2 separate regions of the Homo sapiens genome follow, and region 2 is linked to region 1. Evidence: chromatin contacts called from ENCODE Hi-C or POLR2A ChIA-PET data. All regions are on one chromosome and are shown on one strand. Each heading gives the region's core, a stretch centred on a gene start or an enhancer-like site at or near the end of the contact. The rest is flanking DNA. Distances are from core to core; before and after follow the strand shown. Region 1 overlaps NOL11 (nucleolar protein 11). Region 2 overlaps KPNA2 (karyopherin subunit alpha 2).

Region 1 (4,930 bases), core at 1,710-4,209:
CAAGCAATTCTTGTGGCTCAGCCTCCTGAGTAGCTGAGATTACAGGCATGTGCCACCACGCCCAGCTAATTTTTGTATTTTTTGTAGAGATGGAGTTTCGCCATGTTGGCCAGGCTGGTCTCGAATTTCTGGCCTCAAGTGATCTGCCTGCCTCGGCCTTCCCAAGGGCTGGGATTACAGGTGTAAGCCACTGCGCAAGCCCAAGTTTATTTTACTTCTTTCCTTTTTTTTTGTTTTTTGAGACAGGGTCTTGCTTTGTTACCCAAGCTGGAGTACAGTGGCACAAACATGGCTCACTATAGCCTCAACCTCCTGGGCTCAAACGATCATCTCATGTCAGCCCAAGTAGCTGGGACTACAGGCACGTACCAACACAACCAGCTAATTTTTAAATTTTTGTAGAGACAGGGTCTCCCCATGTTACCCGACTACTGTGGTAGTTACATTTCCTGAGCTTAAGTGATCTCCCTGCCTCAGCCTCCCGAAGTGCTTGGATTACAGGCATGAGCCACTGTGCCCTGTTGGTCCAAATTCATTTTGAAGTAATATAAAACATCTGTATATTAACTATCCCTTACCTGGTGTATAACCAAACAAACCAGAAGAAATAGATGCTGTCAGCTCTGTGGTCTGAACGTATTAAACAAAGCATAACAAATTTGGCACTGACAACCCAAAGCATATGAATTCATCCAGAGATGAAAAGTAGCCAAGGATAATTAGGTTCACATGAAATTAAATTTAGACAAGAATTTCAATTTGTCAATTTACAGGGATTATGCCAATTTAGGAAACTGTAATTACCTCTCATATAGAGCCTCCCCATCCTGGTATTTGTGTTTCTGGGAGAGTAAATCAGTGTCAGTTGCTTGGCAAGTATGGAATTAGAGGGAAGATACTTCCAAGAAAAAAGAATTTCATTTTGGCAACAATGTGCAACTACCAGAAAGATCCCCTCCTCCTTCCTTCAGCTATGAAAGACATTACTGGGACAACTGTGGAAATCAGAATATAGACTGTAATCACTCTAGAGAACAATACTCCATTAATATAAATTTTCTGAATTTGATCGTTGTATTGTGGTCATGCAGAAGATGCCCTTGTTTTAGAGGATTAAGCTGAAGTATTTATGGGATTAAGCTGAAGTGTCTGGATGTCTGCAAATAACTCTCCAGTGGTTTAGGAACGAAAGAAAAAATACAGAGATTAGCAAAGCAAACATGATAAAATGTTACCAATTGGTAAATTTAGATGAAGGGTATATGGGTGTTGTTTTTGCTTGCAATTTTTTTTTAAGATTAAACTGTTCAAAAAAGAACTGGATATATGATCCAGAATGAACTCAACCATAATGATGTCACCAACAATTACAAAGAAGGCTAAGGAGGCAAAAAGCAAATAAATGCCGCATGTTAAGTAGTAATAACCCGTTAGCCCACATTTCCTTCGGAAAACAGATAAGGTTCATAAGAGGAAGTCATTTCCTTTTTTTATTTTTGAGACAGAGTTTCACTCTTGTCACCCAGGCTGGAGTACAATGGCACGATCTTGGCTCACTGCAACCTCCACCTCCTGGGTTAAATGATTCTCCCGCCTCAGCCTCCCAAGTAGCTGCAATTACAGGCGCACGCCAACAGGCCCGGATAATTTTTGGATTTTTAGTAGAGACAGGGTTCCACTATGTTGGCCAAGCTGGTCTCGAACTCCTGACCTCAAGTGATCTGCCCACCTCAGGCTCCCAAAGTGCTGGGATTACAGCCGTGAGCCACCGCGCCCGGTCAAAAGTCATTTTCTAGATGGAACTTCAGTTTAAAGAACAATTCTTTTATTGTTATATAGATGTAGTATATATTATATAATCAGAAATAAATCTGAGATATATAGTGTTATATGGCCTAGAGGAAGAAGACACACTGCCTATATATGATGAACATGGATAATTTACTTTCCAAGAAAAGGAACTATAGCAAACCGTCAGAATTTTACTCTGTAGTTAGATAAAATCTATTATTCAAAGACTTTATTCACTAACCATAACACCTGTTATGTCCCAGTGGACCTAGGCTTAGTCCTTGCCTTGAAGAACAGCCTATCAGAGTGTCTGCATATCTTTTTAAAATCCTAGTTTACTTTTAGTAATTTAGATTGCAGGTAACCTAGAAATAATTTATAACTACTATTTAAAGGCAATTATGCCCGGGTGCAGTGGCTCACACCTGTAATCCCAGCACTTTGGGAGGCCGAGGCAGGTGGCCTAACTCACTTTAGGCCAGGAGTTCGAGACCAGCTTGGCCAACATGGGGAAAGACTGTCTCTACTAAAAATACAAACATTAGCCGGGCATGGTGGCATATGCCTGTAATCTCAGTTACTTGGGAGGCTGAGGCATGAGAATCACATAAACCTGGGAAGCAGAGGTTGCAGTGAGTTGAGATCGCACCACTGCACTCCAGCCTGGGCGAGAGAGTGAGGCTCTGTCTCAAAAACAAAATGAAATAAAGGCAGTTACAATTTTCTACTCTAATTAAAATGGCATATAATTCTGAAAACCATAATACAGTTTATAGTCTTGTTTGTGGTAGTTACATTTCGTCAAGTATCTGATTCCTTACCATGTAAGTTATTTTTCAATGCAGAAGCCAGTCTTTAAGTACAAAATTAAATCAAAAGTCATGAAGAGTAAAATGTCAATCTATGAACTGACTGCCTCTGCATTTCAGTTGTTTATCTTCTTTTTACTGGCTAAGAGTTCACAGATCAATGAGACTTGTCTCTTTAATTATGGGTTCTTAGATATAAAATAAGAATCCACTACGCTAAAGCTCAAAATTCTTATAAAGAAAAGCTTAGGAACTCATAATTTTATATTATCTGGATGTCTGCAGATAATTCTTAAATGGTTCAGCAAAAAAAGATAAAAAGGTGGGGCCGGGCGTGGTGGCTCACGCCTGTAATCCCAGCACTTTGGAAGGCCAAGAAGGGCAGATCACCTGAGGTCAGGAGTTGCAGGCCAGCATGGCCAACATGGTGAAACCCTGTCTCTACTAAAAATACAAAAATTAGCTGGGTGTGGTGAGGCATGTCTGTAATTCCAGCTACTCGGGAGGCTGAGGCAGGAAAATTCCTTGAACCTGGGAGGCAGAGCAAGACTCCATCTGAAAAAAATGATAAATAGGCCGGGTGCGGTGGCTCATGCCTGTAATCCCAGCACTTTGGGAGGCCGAGGTGGGTGGATCACGAGGTCAAGAGATTAAGACCATCCTGGCTAACACAGTGAAGCCCCATCTCAACTAAAAATACAAAACAAATTAGCCGGACCTGGTGGCAGGTGCCTCTAGTCCCAGCTACCCAGGAGGCTGGGGCAGGAGAATGGCATGAACCCGGGAAGCAGAGCTTGCAGACTCCGTCTCAAAAAAGAAATAAATAAATAAATAAATAAATAAATAAATAAATAAATGAAATAAATAAAAAGGGGATATGCACCATGGAGACCGTATTTTTCATTTCTGCTAAGTACTGTATTACCGCTGAGCAAAAGGTCCCATTACATAAAGAGAACATGGTTTTTTTTTTTTTTTTTAAGGAGTTTCACTCTTGTTGCCCAGGCTGGAGTGCAATGGCGCGATCTTGGCTCACAGCAACCTTCACCTCCCAGGTTCAAGCGATTCTCCTGCCTTAGCCTCCCCGAGTAGCTGGGATTATAGGGATGCGCCACCATGCCTGGCTAATTTTTTTGTATTTTAGTAGAGACGGGGTTTCTCTATGTTGGTCAGGCTGGTCTCGAACTTCTGACCTCAGGTGATCTGCCCGCCTCAGCCTCCCAAAGTACTGGGATTACAGGCGTGAGCCACCGCACCCGGCCGATTTTTTTTTTTTTTCGAGACAGGGTCTTACTCTGTCATCCAGACTGGAGTGCAGTGGTGCTATCTTGGCTCAGCGCAACCTCCGCCTCCTGGGTTCAAGTGATTCTCCCATCTCAACCTCCTGAATAGCTGAGACTATAGGAACGCACCACCATGCCCAGCTAATTTTGTATTTTTTGGTAGAGATGGGGTTTCACCATGTTGTCCAAGCTGGTCTTGAACTCCTAACCTGAAGTAATCTGCCCGCTTCCGCCTCCCAAAGTGCTTGGATTACAGGCGTGGGTCACCGTGCCCAGCTGAGAATGTCATCATTAATAGAGGCTTTACCCTGTTCCTTTGGGATTTCTTTTCATTAAGGCCTACTGAGAGATTAAAAACAATGGAGGAGAACCTGTTTATTAACGGCCACATGTGTGACTAAAGTTTACATACAGTGCCTGACCTAAAACGCAGCTTTTCACTACTGCAAGGTAAATTCAGCCATCAGGATTCTTTCTGTAAAGCTGGGCTGTAGAATCACACTTGAACTTTTCATTTGTCCTAAAGGACAGGGGAGACCGCAGGAGGCAATCACGTGCCTGTGTGAGGGCCCCTCTCTGCCCTGCTTGTGGCAGAAGACACACTGCAAATGTGTGAAATAAAGGTGAGCTGTGGAACAAATGAGCAGGGGCAGCTTCTGACTCTGATAAAATTACATTCTTCCTAGAATCACTGCTTCAATGGTCATTTTTTATTAAAAGAAAAAATTCAAAACACATGATAAGAAATTAGACTTTTATCAATACACAAATAATTTTACTTAAAATCAACCCAGTTACATATTTTTAAAAAATTGCAGAACCTCTCCACACCAATGTCCACAGCCTAGAACAGGTTCATGTGAAACCTGCAGTCCTACCCCGGAGCATCAGTTAAGTGATGGTCCAGGTACTCACTGACACGTTTCTCTTGACACTGAGATGGTCGCAAACAAAACACCGTTCTTGCCTGGATGAAGCAAGAGTTCACATAAAAGAGCTTTATAAAATGTCTATGAAGGAGAATTGATAATATCAGAAGAGCTCCAG
Region 2 (4,930 bases), core at 1,451-3,950, 300 kb before region 1:
CAGGCTATATTCCCCTTTCTTTGAAAAGCACCCACATGTATTTAACAGTAAACTGTGCATACAGTTTCAGAGGTTCAGGAGCCCCATAACCTATCTTGGATCTCAGGTTACACAGGTTAAGAATTCTTATTCATGCCAAAATATACAATCCAAAGGTAGAATTTTAGGTTATTATTTTAATCTTTGTGGTATTCTGTTTTTCAAACTTTCTAAAATTAGTATTATTTCTGTAACTAGGAAAATACATTTTAAAGAGTTACCAGGAAGAAAAGGAAGAAAGAAAGAGGAAGGAAGGAAGGAAGGAAGGAGGGAGGGAGGGGAGAGAGGGAGAGAAAAAAGAAAGAGTGACAGAAAGAGAAGAAGGAAGGAGGGAGGGAGGGGAGAGAGGGAGAGCAAAAAGAAAGAGAGAAAGAGAAGGAAGGAGGGAGGGAGGGGAGACACGGAGAGCAAAAAGAAAGAGAGAAAGAGAAGAAGGAAGGAGGGAGGGAGGGGAGAGAGGGAGAGAAAAAGAAAGAGTGAGAGAGAGAAAGAGAAGAAGGAAGGAAGGGAGAAAGAAAGGGAAGGGAAGGGAAAGGGATGGGAAAGGGAAGGGAAAGGGAGAGAAAGTAAGGAAAATGAATTAGTTTTGTGTTCCCCAAGTTAATCTTTGCTGAGTGGCTGAGATGTTGGTTGAAAGGATGGGCAAGAACAGAGTAGGGTGACAGTCATTGGTCACCTACAACTTTAGTCTAAGACAAAGGGTTGAAAGAGACCATCTTGGCCAGGCGTGGTGTCTCATGTCTGTAATCCCAGCACTTTGGGAGGCCCAGGCAGGCGGATCACCTGAGGTCGGGAGTTTGAGACCACCCTGACCAACATGGAGAAACCCCATCTCTACTAAAAATACAAAATTAGCCTGGTGTGGTGGTGCATGTCTGTAATCCTGGCTACTCGGGAAGCTGAGTCGGGAGAATCTCCTGAACCTGGGAGGCGGAGGTTGCAGTGAGCTGAGATCACACCATTGCACTCTAGCCTGGGCAACGAGAGCAAAACTCCATCTCAAAAAAAAAGAAAAAGACCATCTCATTCGTACATGTTTTTCTACATTTCTCCTCTATTTCAACAGTTTTGCTTTTAAAATATGTATTTTTGCAGCCACAATCGGGAGATGCCTTCTGGATATCATCCTTTGACCATTAATTTTAATTTTGAATTGATTCAAAGTTTTCTCATTCATCCAATCTTTCCTCATATTCCCTTGTTTTTATGGATAAGCTTCCAATATTTCTGCCTAAACTTGTTCAAGTTCTAAACATGAGTTTCTTCATAGTAGAAAATATGGCTTTGTGGTGGCTGTCTCAACAGTCAAGTGTTTGCTCATTAAAGAAACTTCATTAACACTAGTATTAGGGGCCTATCAGGTATTGATACTGACAAGCTTCCATCACCAAGTTGGACTTGGGTGGTTCAGTCCTGTTCTCATGGCCAATGAGAAGTTAGGGGAGGAGGTGCTCCAATTATTACGTCCAATAGAATTAAGAGAAAGGGAACCAGTGGGCACAGGAAGACAGCTGGACCTCTCACTGAGATACTGCAAAGGCTAACAGCCAGTCTAGGAACTTAGTCACAGTGGGCCCTCCTTGAGCCAGTTCCACTGTTCAGAAAGCTATGCCAAGCCCCTAAAAGACCTAAAGGCTGACAAAACATCTGACTTTTCGGTAGAATCCCATCATTAAGTATATGAACAATCCAGTATGGTCATCTTATGTTATGTGTATCTGACTGATAAGGGGGAAAAAAAAAGAAGAGTAATAATCAACTTAGCCTAGAAGGTAAAATATATCAAAACAAGAGTCTATGTAAGAACAAACAGAAATCTTTGGTGTTAAAAGGTTGGAGGCAGCCAGGTGCAGTGGCTCATTCCTGCAAATCCCAGCACTTTGGGAAGCTGAGGCAGGAGGATAGCTTGAGGCCAGGAATTTGAGACCAGCCTGGGCAACACAGCGAAACTTTGTTTCTTCAGTTATTACAGCTATTCCCAAAAACAAAAAGTTTGGAATAGCCGTAATACTCATCTAGGATATTTCTATTATGTAGGAATTAGTATCTATACTTTTCTTATGCCAGCACTTAGCTGCCCCACCAAAAGGTCTTTCACTGACACAATAAAGAGGCAGGATTTGAATTCAGACAGATCTGGCTCTTAAATACTAGTCCACTTCACTGCACCATGCTACCTCCCACAACTAGGATGGGAAAAGACATTTACGATTGTGAAAAGCCTGGAACGCACGAACTGATCAGTTTAAGAGGGTTCGATGCATACACCTCCTACACAGTGTTATGAAACTGTCCCAAATATTTAGGAGGAACTGAGCGTTCAGACACTAGAATTAGCTTTCAAACTATGCCAACATGTCATTTAACATGCAAGTGCTCAAAATTAAATTGCACTTCTGCCCTCAAAAAACCCTAGTTGATAGCTTGGGTGTTTCTTATCATTTTTATTAGCTGGGGTTATGAAACTTAAATGGGTGATGTTGCTAAAACACTTTTCTCTAACACTTTCCCATGGGGAGTTAGAGGGAGGCTGCATGATTTGGCCGGGTTTTGTTCATCACAAATTAGGTCAACAGCCCAATCCCAAAAGAAAGCACCATTAGTGAAATGACACGTTTCAAGGGCTTTCCAAAATCAGTCCACTGGGTTTTGGCAAGCTCCAGCAAGGGTGGAGAGGGGTAAGGAGCAGCCAGGCCTTAATGGCCTTCTGAACTTGGGTCCTGTATCTGACAAGGTTTCCAATGGCTCCTATGAACAAAACTGACTTTGCTCTTACTGCTGTTATGCAATTAAAGCAGCCAAATGCTGAAATAAAAAATCTTAACAATAAGGATTTACAGTAACGAAAAATTACCCCGTTTTTTCTTCAGTGATGATGCAGCCAGATTGATGAGAGAAAAAAAAAATCAACATTAGGAAACAGAATGTTGATTTCCTTTGTTCTAAAAATAATCAAGTAGCCTGATTATTTTTAGCCAAAATGCAATATAGCAATGAAAGAATACTTTGTGAAATGTTTAACACTGACATCTTTTAATGTTACTCTTTTCAGATTATTTCAACAAGCAAAGTAAGTGTCAGCAGTTTTTACTATAATTGCCAAATGGTATTAGGAATATTACCTTTCCTCCCTTGCTTACAACAAAAACAAATACAAAAATTAAAGTTATAGGTAAAGATATATTATCAAAGGGGATTTTTTTTTAGACAAGAGTCTCGCTCTTGTCACCAAGGCTGGAGTGCAGTGGCGCAATCTCAGCTCACTGCAACCTCCGCCTCCGGAGTTCAAGCGATTCTCCTGCCTCAGCCTCCTGAGTAGCTGGGATTACAGGCTCCCACCACCATGCCTGTAATCCCAGCTAATTTTTTGTATTTTTACTAGAGACAGGGTTTCGCCTGGGTGACAGAGCGAGACACCATCTCAAAGAGTAGTGGCTATCAACCTACACTGTACAGGAGCCCTTGGGAATTACATTTTTAAAAAAGACACATGGTGGACCCTCATGCCCCTCATCAACGAAACAGAACTGGGTACTTTCCCAGATGAGGCCCATGTGCAGCCGTGATTTACCTTGGAACCCCATTCGGCCTTGAAGTTTGGGAGGAAAGAATTCCATTTGTAGCTCCAGCAGAGATTTATGATTAAATTTACGGTGTTTAGCCCATCTCCCTGGCCAAGGAGACTTAAGGAGACACTGGCTGAGGGTTTCCAGAAAATGTTATTCATTCTTCTGCAAAAACTGCAGCCAGGACTACCTCTGGTTAATCCCATCAGTTTGGACAGGTTACCTTTCACTAGCAACATTAAAGGCCCCAAATTAGAAAGCAACACATAGGCATGGTGAAGTCAAGAAAAGGGTGGACTTGAATGTTTATTTACAGGATGCTGCAAGATAGGAAATTCCACATAGAAATTAGAAACCTAGTCAGAGGACAAGCTTCATACAGTATGTATGTACAGTTGGAACTGTTCAAGTATAGTTTCAGTGTAAAAAGTGCTACAGTAACAAACCACATTTAAGAAAGAGTTCTTAGTAGAGAAACAATAAGACAAAATACCAAACGTAGTACACAACAAATTTATGTCTCAGCTACATGATCTAAAAGTTAAAGGTCCCAGGAGCCCCATCCTGAACTTGGAAAGTGTAGCCTTCAGAGGTAGTTTCTGGTACAACGTTTTGATCTTCCTCTTCCTGGAAATATATTAAAAAATAAGTATAAAAATGATATAAGTATTCCAAGCAGCAGCCTACCTGAAGTCTGTATTTAATCTCTAGGTCTTGATCTGCATATTACACCTTTAATCCTGTATGATATTATAGTATTTGACATAGAGGAGGGAGGGTCTCTGAAACTTTGCCAATTCATAAATGCTAGCTACTACAGTAACACAAACAGGCCGAGATTTTTTTCTTCCCCAACCGTCACTTTTCAATAGGAAAAGACTGTATTAGGCCCAGAGCATGGTGATGAGTTTGGCCTACTTCTCTATCACCTCCTACAATGACACCCGTTAACTTACCCTCAAGATATTCTAAGATTCTCAAGGTTGTTCATTTGAAACTAATCTGGTGGCTTTTAAAATCTCAGTTTAAAAAGATTTTATTACCATCAAGCCAAACTAGAGGGGCAAATAAGTACATTATGTCCCATGCACACTGATATTTTACTATATTTAACAAAGATATGACACTTATTTTTAAAAGGGAAAAAAAGGCTTATGGCCTTGACTTTATGTTTCCAAGTTGTTATTAATATTACCATCCATTACTCACCTCTACAGAGAAATACTTCTCAATTAAGCTTAACGAAGCCTTATACACAGACTCATTTTCATGGTTTTGTAGAGCTTCAATTTTGTCTAAGCCTCCACATTCTTCAATCATTATAC

What was found. A loop is a pair of places that touch in the nucleus more often than their neighbours do. ChIA-PET counts read pairs that join two places held with the same protein, here RNA polymerase II (POLR2A). Pooled maps may share reads with other maps.
Region 2: a pooled map of psoas muscle shows a loop between it and region 1 (2.8-fold over the local background). The contact joins two enhancer-like sites. A Hi-C loop is called at or near these places in 2 of 50 pooled maps. POLR2A ChIA-PET finds 5 or more read pairs at or near these places in 2 of 52 experiments (WTC11 and activated CD4-positive, alpha-beta T cell).

The regions. Positions count from the first base shown.
Region 1 is chr17:67,743,845-67,748,774 of GRCh38, reverse strand. NOL11 (nucleolar protein 11) reads right to left here. Exons shown (of 18, transcript NM_015462.5): 18 at 4,244-4,930. The coding sequence ends at 4,916. Among named protein-coding and RNA genes, the nearest start is that of SNORA38B, 5.6 kb to the right of the region's middle. RefSeq lists a silencer at 1,248-1,542. Within about 2 kb of position 2,959, at least 2 of the 41 ENCODE cell types and tissues checked have a DNase peak (open chromatin) inside an H3K27ac peak, as active enhancers do.
Region 2 is chr17:68,045,806-68,050,735 of GRCh38, reverse strand. KPNA2 (karyopherin subunit alpha 2) reads right to left here. Exons shown (of 11, transcript NM_002266.4): 10 at 4,815-4,930; 11 at 3,882-4,232. The coding sequence ends at 4,140. Among named protein-coding and RNA genes, the nearest start is that of KPNA2, 13 kb to the right of the region's middle. RefSeq lists a silencer at 2,296-2,496. Within about 2 kb of position 2,700, at least 2 of the 41 ENCODE cell types and tissues checked have a DNase peak (open chromatin) inside an H3K27ac peak, as active enhancers do.